2 separate regions of the Mus musculus genome follow, and region 1 is linked to region 2. The links are chromatin loops, found by intact Hi-C in ENCODE. Cell type or tissue: heart. All regions are shown on one strand. Links, peaks and the distances in the headings refer to the core of each region. The heading gives the core; the rest is flanking DNA.

Region 1 (4,226 bases), core at 848-3,347, 94 kb before region 2:
TTGCCTGCCTGCCTGTCTTCTTTCCTCCCAGATCTTAGGTATTCATGATTTTAAACATGTATTCTTCTGCTGCTTTGTGTGTGGATATGCATGTGTGCATGTCTGTGCATGGACAGGTTGGGTGTGTGCATGTGGCACCCAGGGGACAATCTCCAGTGTTGTCCACCTTGCTATTTTGAGGTAGATCCTTCTCTGGGACCTGGAGCTTGCTAGTTATGTTAGAATAGCTGGCCAGTGAGCCCTGGAGACCTCCCTGTCTCTGCCTCCCTAGCGTGGGATGTTAAGTGTGTACCATCACAGATGGTGAGCACTTAACTGACTCCACCCTGTCCCTGCTCCTTATGTGTCCATTTTAAACAAATGAAGTGTTTCTCAGGCTCCTCCTCTTTCTTCAGATCCCTTCCATCTGGCCCCTGCACCCCTGCCTTGTCAACCCCAGGCTCTCCCTTGAGTGCTCATCGCCCCACCTGGAGCTGCCCACAGATGATCCCTGACGGGGAAAGCTAAGAGCAGACACCTACCCTAGAAAGCCTGCCTTGGAATGGGACGCCCCTGACATTCATATCGGCTGAGTGTGGGAACTGACGCCACCTGCTGGCACAGGTGAGAATTGCGTGCTGGTGCCTTCTCGCCAGGTCCCTACCCCTGGGCTTATATCCTGAGCCCCTTCAGGTGATACAGCGCCATCCTCCCAATGAGCGTCTCCCAGCAGCTGCTTAGGGTGTTTTTTAAAACGTGATATTTTCACAGGTTCTGAGTATTTCTACTTTATGGTTCCTTTACTCCCCGCAGTGGGAGGGGAGGGACCTGCCTGCTCTGTGCTAGGTAGCAATCAGGGGTGCAGAGGCCAGCCAGCCATTCTGAGGAATGGATTCAGCAAGTCCTTACACAAGACAACATTTAATTACGATGTAGCCATGCTTAATGAGGAGCGGGTAACGCTGTTTGACATTCCATCTGCTCTACAAGTAGACTTGATTGCTACTACCACACAGCATATAAGGTGTGTGGGCTCAAATAAGGACTCGACTACCAAACCCCATGAGTCTAGGAGGACTCACTTACTACCAGGGTATAGCAACCCCCTACCACCGCTGCCTCAGGGAGGGGGAAAAAGTGAGTTTAACAAGACCCCAGGGAACAACTTTTTTCGGTTTCAGCCAGTCATAACTAGTGCCAGGATTGGACCAAGCTCCCTCCCAGAGATGCACTAGGGGACAGTGAAGAGAACATTGGGTCTCCAAATACTTTCCCCCAGGACCACATTCCTCATCTCTCTCCTTATCCCTTTCTGACAAGCAAACCCAGAGACTTCATGAGGAAGGAGCCCTATCGTGAAAGCATGACACTCCGGGGACACCTAGGAATAATCACCTCCTCCCTGCCTCAGTTTCCCCTCCTGCAGAGGTCACCCTGGAGAGTGGAAAGGCTTATCTGAAGTATCATTTAACCCTTCCCGGCCACCTCCTTCCACCAGAGTGGAGACACAGAGACCCCAGTGCATGCCCTCAATGGTCTGCATCCCTGATTCCTACCTAGCACAGAGCAGGGGGCAGGGTTCTTAGCTCATCCCCAATTCTTTGTCACAAAAAGGTGTCAAGGACGGTGTCGGGACCAGAGTGCAGCAGAGGGTAGAGCACCTAGGACATTGTTAGCACCCAGTCATCTCCAATGGAAGCCATGGGGCAGGATGGCTTGGGCCAGATTCCCGGTATAGGGTGAGGCCAGGACACACTAACACTATCACACCTTGATGGTCACAGCACTACTATGCTTACTATGTGCCAGGCTTCCCATGGATTGGCCTAATCATTTCTCATATGTGAACCACAGCCACATGATATGTGCTGTTCACCTATGGGGAAACTGAGGCCCAAGTGTTAAAACCACTGGGACATCCCAGAGCCTGGCTCTGAATTCACAACTTCAAAAAATAATGAGAGAGGTGGCCTAGCCACACCCATCTCTGCTTCCTTGTTCTGCCCTGGTCCTACCCTTGCCAAAACTGCTGAAATCTATTCCCTGAAATCTATTCCCTCACACACACACACACACACACACACACACACACACACACACACAACTGCTTTTGACTGGAGAAACTGAGGCTCAGGGAAGAAATGACACTCTCAGTGTCATATATCACTGGGGCATTGTGCGAGTCTCCACACAAGGTCAGTTTGGCTCATCAGAACAGTCCAGCCTGGCCTGCTAAACAATTTATTGCTTTTTTAAAAAACAAAAACAGAAACAAAACAAAAAAACTTAGCCAGCACTTCCTCAGTGTGGCCATAGGGGGGCAGTAGCACCCCATTCATTTATAGTCTGGCAGGGTTTTTTTTTTTGTTTTTTGTTTTTTGTTTTCTGTTTGTTTTTTGTTTTTGTTTTTGTTTTTTCCGTTTTCGCTTTCTCCCCCCCCCCCCCTTTAAACCGTGTGCAGCCTGAGATGGGGAAATCCCACAGCATGGAGACAGAGAGGGGCAGCCTGCCTTGGTGCAAACACTGAAAAAAGAAGGGTGAGGTGGTTTGAAGGATCAATAGAGGCCGGGTCTGTCTTGACGCATGCGGGGAGTGAATCCCTGCCCATCTCTGGGTCTTGGTTTCCTTGTAAAAATGTACATCACTGAGCAGGGGCTTGAAAACTGACAACCTCATGCCTGTTTGGCCAACACAAGGTTTTTTAAAACTGTTCCTTGCTTGGCTGTCTCCTCCCTTTAGTCCTCTGGCCTCTGCCGACTCAGAAACAGGCTCTGTGGGCTTGGACTGGAGAGAGAATCAGGGGCCATCAGAAGTGGAGTCAGCTCCAGAGAACCAGACCTGGAAAGCCTGGCCTGCCTAGCCACCATCGGGATGAGCCTGTGGTCCAAAGAGGCATCCCTCAGCCTCAGCCTCGGGCACCATGACCGCAGGCTGTTTCTTCCTTTGCTTTTGTTGTTCTTCCTCGGTAGAAATAGGTGTAGCTGGGATAGTGAAGTTTGAGATAGTGTGTGTGTGCATGTGTGTTTGTGTGCACACAACTGTATGTGTGTGTGTGCACGCGCGGGCAAACACGCACATGAGCGCACATACACGCATGCGCACGTGTGTATGCTTATGCACTCGCTGCAGGGCCTAGGGCAGATTTACAGGTTTGGAAGGAGAGATGGTCAAAGGTTTGGTTGTGGAGGGCGTATTAGTGAGGGCTCTCTAGAGGAACAGAACCAGTAGAATGAATGGACATTTTTCTTTTTTCTTTTTTCCTCGAGACAGGGTTTCTCTGTATAGCCCTGGCTGTCCTGGAACTCACTTTGTAGACCAGGCTGGCCTCGAACTCAGAAATCTGCCTGCCTCTGCCTCCCGAGTGCTGGGATTAAAGGCGTGCGCCACCACTGCTGGGCAAAAGGGGGGTTCTTTAGATTAGCTTACCCGAAGCACACTGGGTAAGTCAGCAATGACTGTCCACACATTGAAGAGGCAGAGAACCAGGTAGCTGCTCAGCCCATGGATGTGTCTCAGCAGGTCCAGTCTTACCCCAAAAGTCTGGAGGATCTCTAGAGAGTCAGTCACACTGGTCCTCAGTTTGCACTGGAACTGTAGACGTCTGACTGTGGCAGCAGCAGCAACAGCAGGGTAGAGGCACTCACCAGTAAGAGGTAAGACAGGGAGGCAAACTTTTCCATCTATCTGGGCCACTGGCTGCAGGGTGCTGGACACCCTCAGGATGGGCCTGTGGTCCAAAGTGCATCTCATGAATGGAGGCTCGTTGTGTGTGTAAATCTACCCTAGGTCCTGCACATGAGTATAGCACACATACACAGTTCCCTCCTGCACTCCAACGGGCTGATGCCTGAGAAGTTCTACACTCCAACCCCAGGCAACTGGATAAACACAGCCTTCTAAGGCTACAGGACCGGAAGACACCAGAGACTAGCTGAATCCCTGGTCTCAGGTCACTCCAAGATGAAGTCATGTGAAGGTGTTCTCAGATAGGTCTCAGTAGATTAGTCTTGCAGACCTGGGACACATGTCCCCACTACGGCAGCCCATGTTCTGGATGGACAGTCTATAGGGACAGTGTTAGGGAGGCCCATGGAACGGGCTGTTGAACCACTCCCTCTTCTGGCAGCAGGAAGCCATCATTAGGTCCTTGGTGGTAGAGAGAAAGCTCCAAGGGCTGGGGTGAATTGTCCCTGCTTGGTGCAGGAGAGACAGTCCTTCTCTCCATCTTCTAAAGAGTTCTGGACTAG
Region 2 (4,226 bases), core at 840-3,339:
GGATTTCTGGTACCATAGCCAACTCTTCCTCACTTCCAGATTCTGATGAGCAAGCCCCCAGACAGAGCCTGTCTGTCCCACATGGGAATTCCCAACCAAGCCGTGGCGTAGCATCCTGTGAGTCTACACAGCTAGCAGGCTCTTGTTAGTTTCCCAGATATGGTTTTCACATCTTGGGAAGCAAGCCAGGCCTGTGCTCCAGGGACCCCACTGTAACTCCTGCGGGGCCAGGGTCATCCCCCGCTCTGTTTCAAGGCCTTCTATCACTGGCTATGGGAGCTGGGACAGGCCACGTAGCGTTGCCTTGAACATTCTCATCTGCTACAGACCAGGTGGGTGGGAGGACGGACATCCCTGCCACTTAGCGTGGAGATTTATGGTGCTACTGGAAGAGGCCTGGCCTGGTCCTGTGCGGTCTGGAATGGCCCTCAAGGCGGAGACAATAAATCCATCCCATTATTTTTTATGAGCCTCCCACCCCATAAACAACTCCTTTGGCTGGTAAGCCAGCTTCACGTACTTCTCCTGGTCTGGCCTCAAGCTGGCGCCAAGGGCACCACAGGGCTGACTTCTCAACACCGGCAGGGGACCTTTCCGAAAGGCTGTAGGCCCTTGGGGGTCCTTAGGAACAGATGGTGGAGGATGGAAGGTGAGCCACAGTTCAGAGGATACCAAAACAAGAGACAGACCACCTGGCCTTGGCTCTCTTCTCATCAATAAGTCCTTGAGCCTTAGTTTCTTGCTGAGAAAGCGAAGCAAGGGACAGAATTGTGAGAATGAGGTTGTGTGCACAGGTTGTGTCCCTCGGGAATGCCCATCCATGAGCTCCACTGCACTGTGTCGCCAGCATCATATACAGCCATGAGCATCACCACTGAGCATGACTGGGCCTGGCATCGTGCCTGGATTTTGGTGGCTCCTGAGTATAATCTGACTGTTAGATACTATTATTCCACTGGTGCTATGCAGAGAGTTCTGGCCATAGAAAACTAGCAGAGGCTGGTTCTACAACCCGGGTCTGACAGCTTGACCGTATATATGCCTGAACAAACAGGTGGGCAGAAGGGTATGCAGCCTAGGCCCCCTGAGACACATAGAAACCCCGGTATTGCCATGTGTGCTCCCCTCTACCTGGGTCAGGGCTGCCAGCTCTCCCTGAGCCTTCATGCACCCAATCTGTCTCCCTTGACCCTCTCTCAGCCCCCTACAGGGTCCTAACTCGGACCTCCTCAACCTGTCCTTGTCACAGACCAGCCCCCGCACTCTCCATGTCCCTGTCTCCTCACACTGCTCCCTCTGTCTGGAGCTCCCTGTCTGGCCTGACCATTGCTCCCTTGAGAACCTTTTCAGATGTCTGGGCTGTGTGTGGCTTTGATTTATAAAGTGCTTTCCTGTTCCTTGTGCTGAACAGAGCACAGCCTGGAGAGGCCACTCAGGGACACCTAGCATTAACTTCCCATGGATCTCTGGTTCAGTTCAGCCAGGACTTACACCTATGCTATGGCCATCAGATCAGCTCATCTCCCCCAGCCCCCCCCCCCCTTCAGATCCCTCCAGCAAGGCCTTCCCTGCTTCATCTGTCAGAAGTACAACAGCCTCGTCTACCTTCATCACGTAAGCTGGCTTCTTCAGGAGATAGCACCGTTCTCCAGCTCAGGCCTTGACTCTTAGCCCACCCAGTAACCCTGCCCCATCCCATTCTGCCCAGCCCACTCCACCTCTGCATTTACACCTGTATTTAGTAAGTACCGCCTTTAGATTAGATTAAATGGTAGGAGTAGCCTGTGATCGGAACTTTGGGTACAGAGAGGTTCTCCAGGTGGTTTGAGTGCCTGCTTTTCTCTCAGGGTTTGGTTGACCACAGCTGCCCTGTAAAAAAGGAGATCACAGATAGGGACCTGGGATCCTCCTGCTTCAGGTGTGGGGCCAACTGAGGGGTGACATGGGGCAACCTGCCCATGTGACTTCCTTTAGAGATCCGGTAGGAAGGGATAAGGCCAATGAGCTGCCACGGGAGGCTTGCTATTTTACGTGTAAATATGACCCGTACCACTATCTGAGATCCAGCCTAACTGGGTGTGCCCTGTGGCTGTTTGCTGGAGAGTGTGGCCCACTAGGCTGAAGGCCAGCTCTCTAGGCCAGACCTTCTCCAAAACAGCCTCCTGGTCCTTGGTGAGGCCTCAACTTGGTTGTGGTGACACCTAGTGACCAGCTCGAGAAACTTCAAGAGGTGAGGAGGAAGATGAGGTAGGCCTGCATCTCAGAGGGACTCTCAGGAAAGCTGCTCTTCAAGCTCACTCCTCATGCCCATAATCACTCCTAAGAGGAAAAGGATTTCAAGACTTCCCGGTTCACGGGTAGGAAGCTGAGCAGGTTGTAAGAACACACTGCAGAAGACCTCAGTGAGGGATGGACTCGGACCACCCTCCTCTGCCACAGATCCCCATTGGTAACTGCACATCTGGCCACATGTGTCTGCCAACATCTGTCCTCCCCACTATATATGAAGAGTGCCCTGCTTCCTGGAAGCAGCTTTCTCGGAGTCCCGGTGACCAGACAGGCCAAAGCACATCTGAGGTGCTGAACTGTTCCCCCATCTCACCCAGCATGGCTGGAGCCAACCATCCATAGTCTCAGCAGGCAGTAATCACTGAGGGGGCCAATCAACACCCCCCAAAGGACCCAGGGGCTGTGCTTTTGAGGCTCTGGTGGAGAGGCACTGAGTCCTTTAGGGGGAGCAGAGTACTTCACAGGCAGAAGGGATAATGAGACAGCCTCTGTTCTGTGTGACACACTCAGTCGGGACCCGAGTCCCTGAGAGTCCCTGAGGGAAAATCTCTTCTCCCTGTATGTTCCAGATGAAATAGAGGGGAGAAGATGTGGAAGGCAGCATAGGGTGTCTCTTAAGGGACCATAGATGCTGCCGACTGGGGACCAGAAATGAGAAGTGAGCGAGTGTTAGAGTGGCCACTGGAGACTGCTGGAGCTGTGGTATTTCTAGCACTCAGCCTCCAAGATGTCCAGTTAAGGAGATCAGCAAGAGGAGGTCTGGGTGGGTGAAGCTACAGTCTCTGTTCTACCCAACAGTGACTCCCTGGGCTCATGAGAAGCTGGGGTCTAGGCAACAATTGCCAGAGCCCCTCTAAATCAAGATTTGCCCAAAAGCAGGCTGAAGGGCTACAGGTGAGGACAACTCCCCACCCCACCCCCCGCTCCCCCCCACACACAATTTTTTCTATGAAAGCTTGAGTTGTATGGTCATGTGACAGTAGACTTTTGACCCACACTCCATGGACAGATGCTGTTATACCTGTTAGGGAATGCCCCTGTCTCAGAAGGGCATGTGGTACCCCAGCTTACATCCCCCTAAGGCTGGCCTGGAAGTTGACAAGATGACATATCTGTAGGTTAGCACAAAATATGACCCCCAGGCAGGCACCCCAGGGGTCCTCCTCATCTTCTCTCTTCCCCAGGTCAGTCCTGTGCTCCCGCCATTCACCTAGCCTCTCTGGGGTTCTTTCTGAGACCACAAGCTGGGTTTCCTTTTCCCTGATAGGCTGGGGTAATTCTGGGCTGTGGACGTCCCCTAAGGTCCCAGGCTCTTTCTTGGCACTTTTACTTTCTGTAAAGGGAAAGCAAACCCTTCCTCCCGAATTGGAGCGGGGTGGGGGGTGGGGGTGGGGCAAGGCCATTGTCCTCCTCTGTGTTTGAGGGACAAGAACTGAGATAGTGATATTATTGATGATGTTGCCATAGCAATGACCCTTGGGAGGCAGACATTCCAACTCTAACTGGGACAAAGGTGCCAGACCTGTGTTGGGGGAATGTGACATGCACACTGGTACGGCAGGCAAGGCACACATGGGACCATCTCCTAACCTGACAGCTGCCCTATGGGAGAGTCTCTGGTGGGAAAGCACCATAGGGCCTCTCAAAGGATCCAGGGAAGGCAATGGAAAGAGACACTGGGCCGGATGTGGCCAGACACATCTTCCACCACATCGACCCATATGCACGGGTGGTTTGCAACGTGGGCATGCCCCCTTCTCAGACTTGTAAAGAGCAAATGCAGTGTAGTGGGGGCTTCGGGCCATGCATCTCATCTTCCAGAGAACTCTAGGACAGAGATTCTCAACCGTTCTAATACTCTGACCCTTTAATACAGTTCCTCACGTTGCAGTGACCTCCAATTATAAAATTATTTTTGTTGCTACTTTGTAACTATA

What was found. Peaks named below come from ENCODE experiments on the same cell type or tissue, not always from the same donor. Only the 100,000 strongest peaks of a DNase experiment are listed, where the experiment ranks them.
Region 1: it touches region 2 in a loop (7-fold over the local background); 19 of 42 quality-filtered maps call a loop at or near these places.

What each region holds. Positions count from the first base shown.
Region 1 is chr15:83,757,215-83,761,440 of GRCm38, reverse strand. No RefSeq gene overlaps it. Among named protein-coding and RNA genes, the nearest start is that of Gm33324, 2.3 kb to the right of the region's middle. In heart, for the core only: a CTCF peak has its summit at 2,293 (motif pointing right); no DNase peak of the experiment used is centred there.
Region 2 is chr15:83,662,840-83,667,065 of GRCm38, reverse strand. The region is part of intron 4 of Scube1 (signal peptide, CUB domain, EGF-like 1); the gene reads left to right. Among named protein-coding and RNA genes, the nearest start is that of Gm52183, 30 kb to the left of the region's middle. In heart, for the core only: a CTCF peak has its summit at 2,198 (motif pointing left); a DNase peak (open chromatin) is centred at 2,135.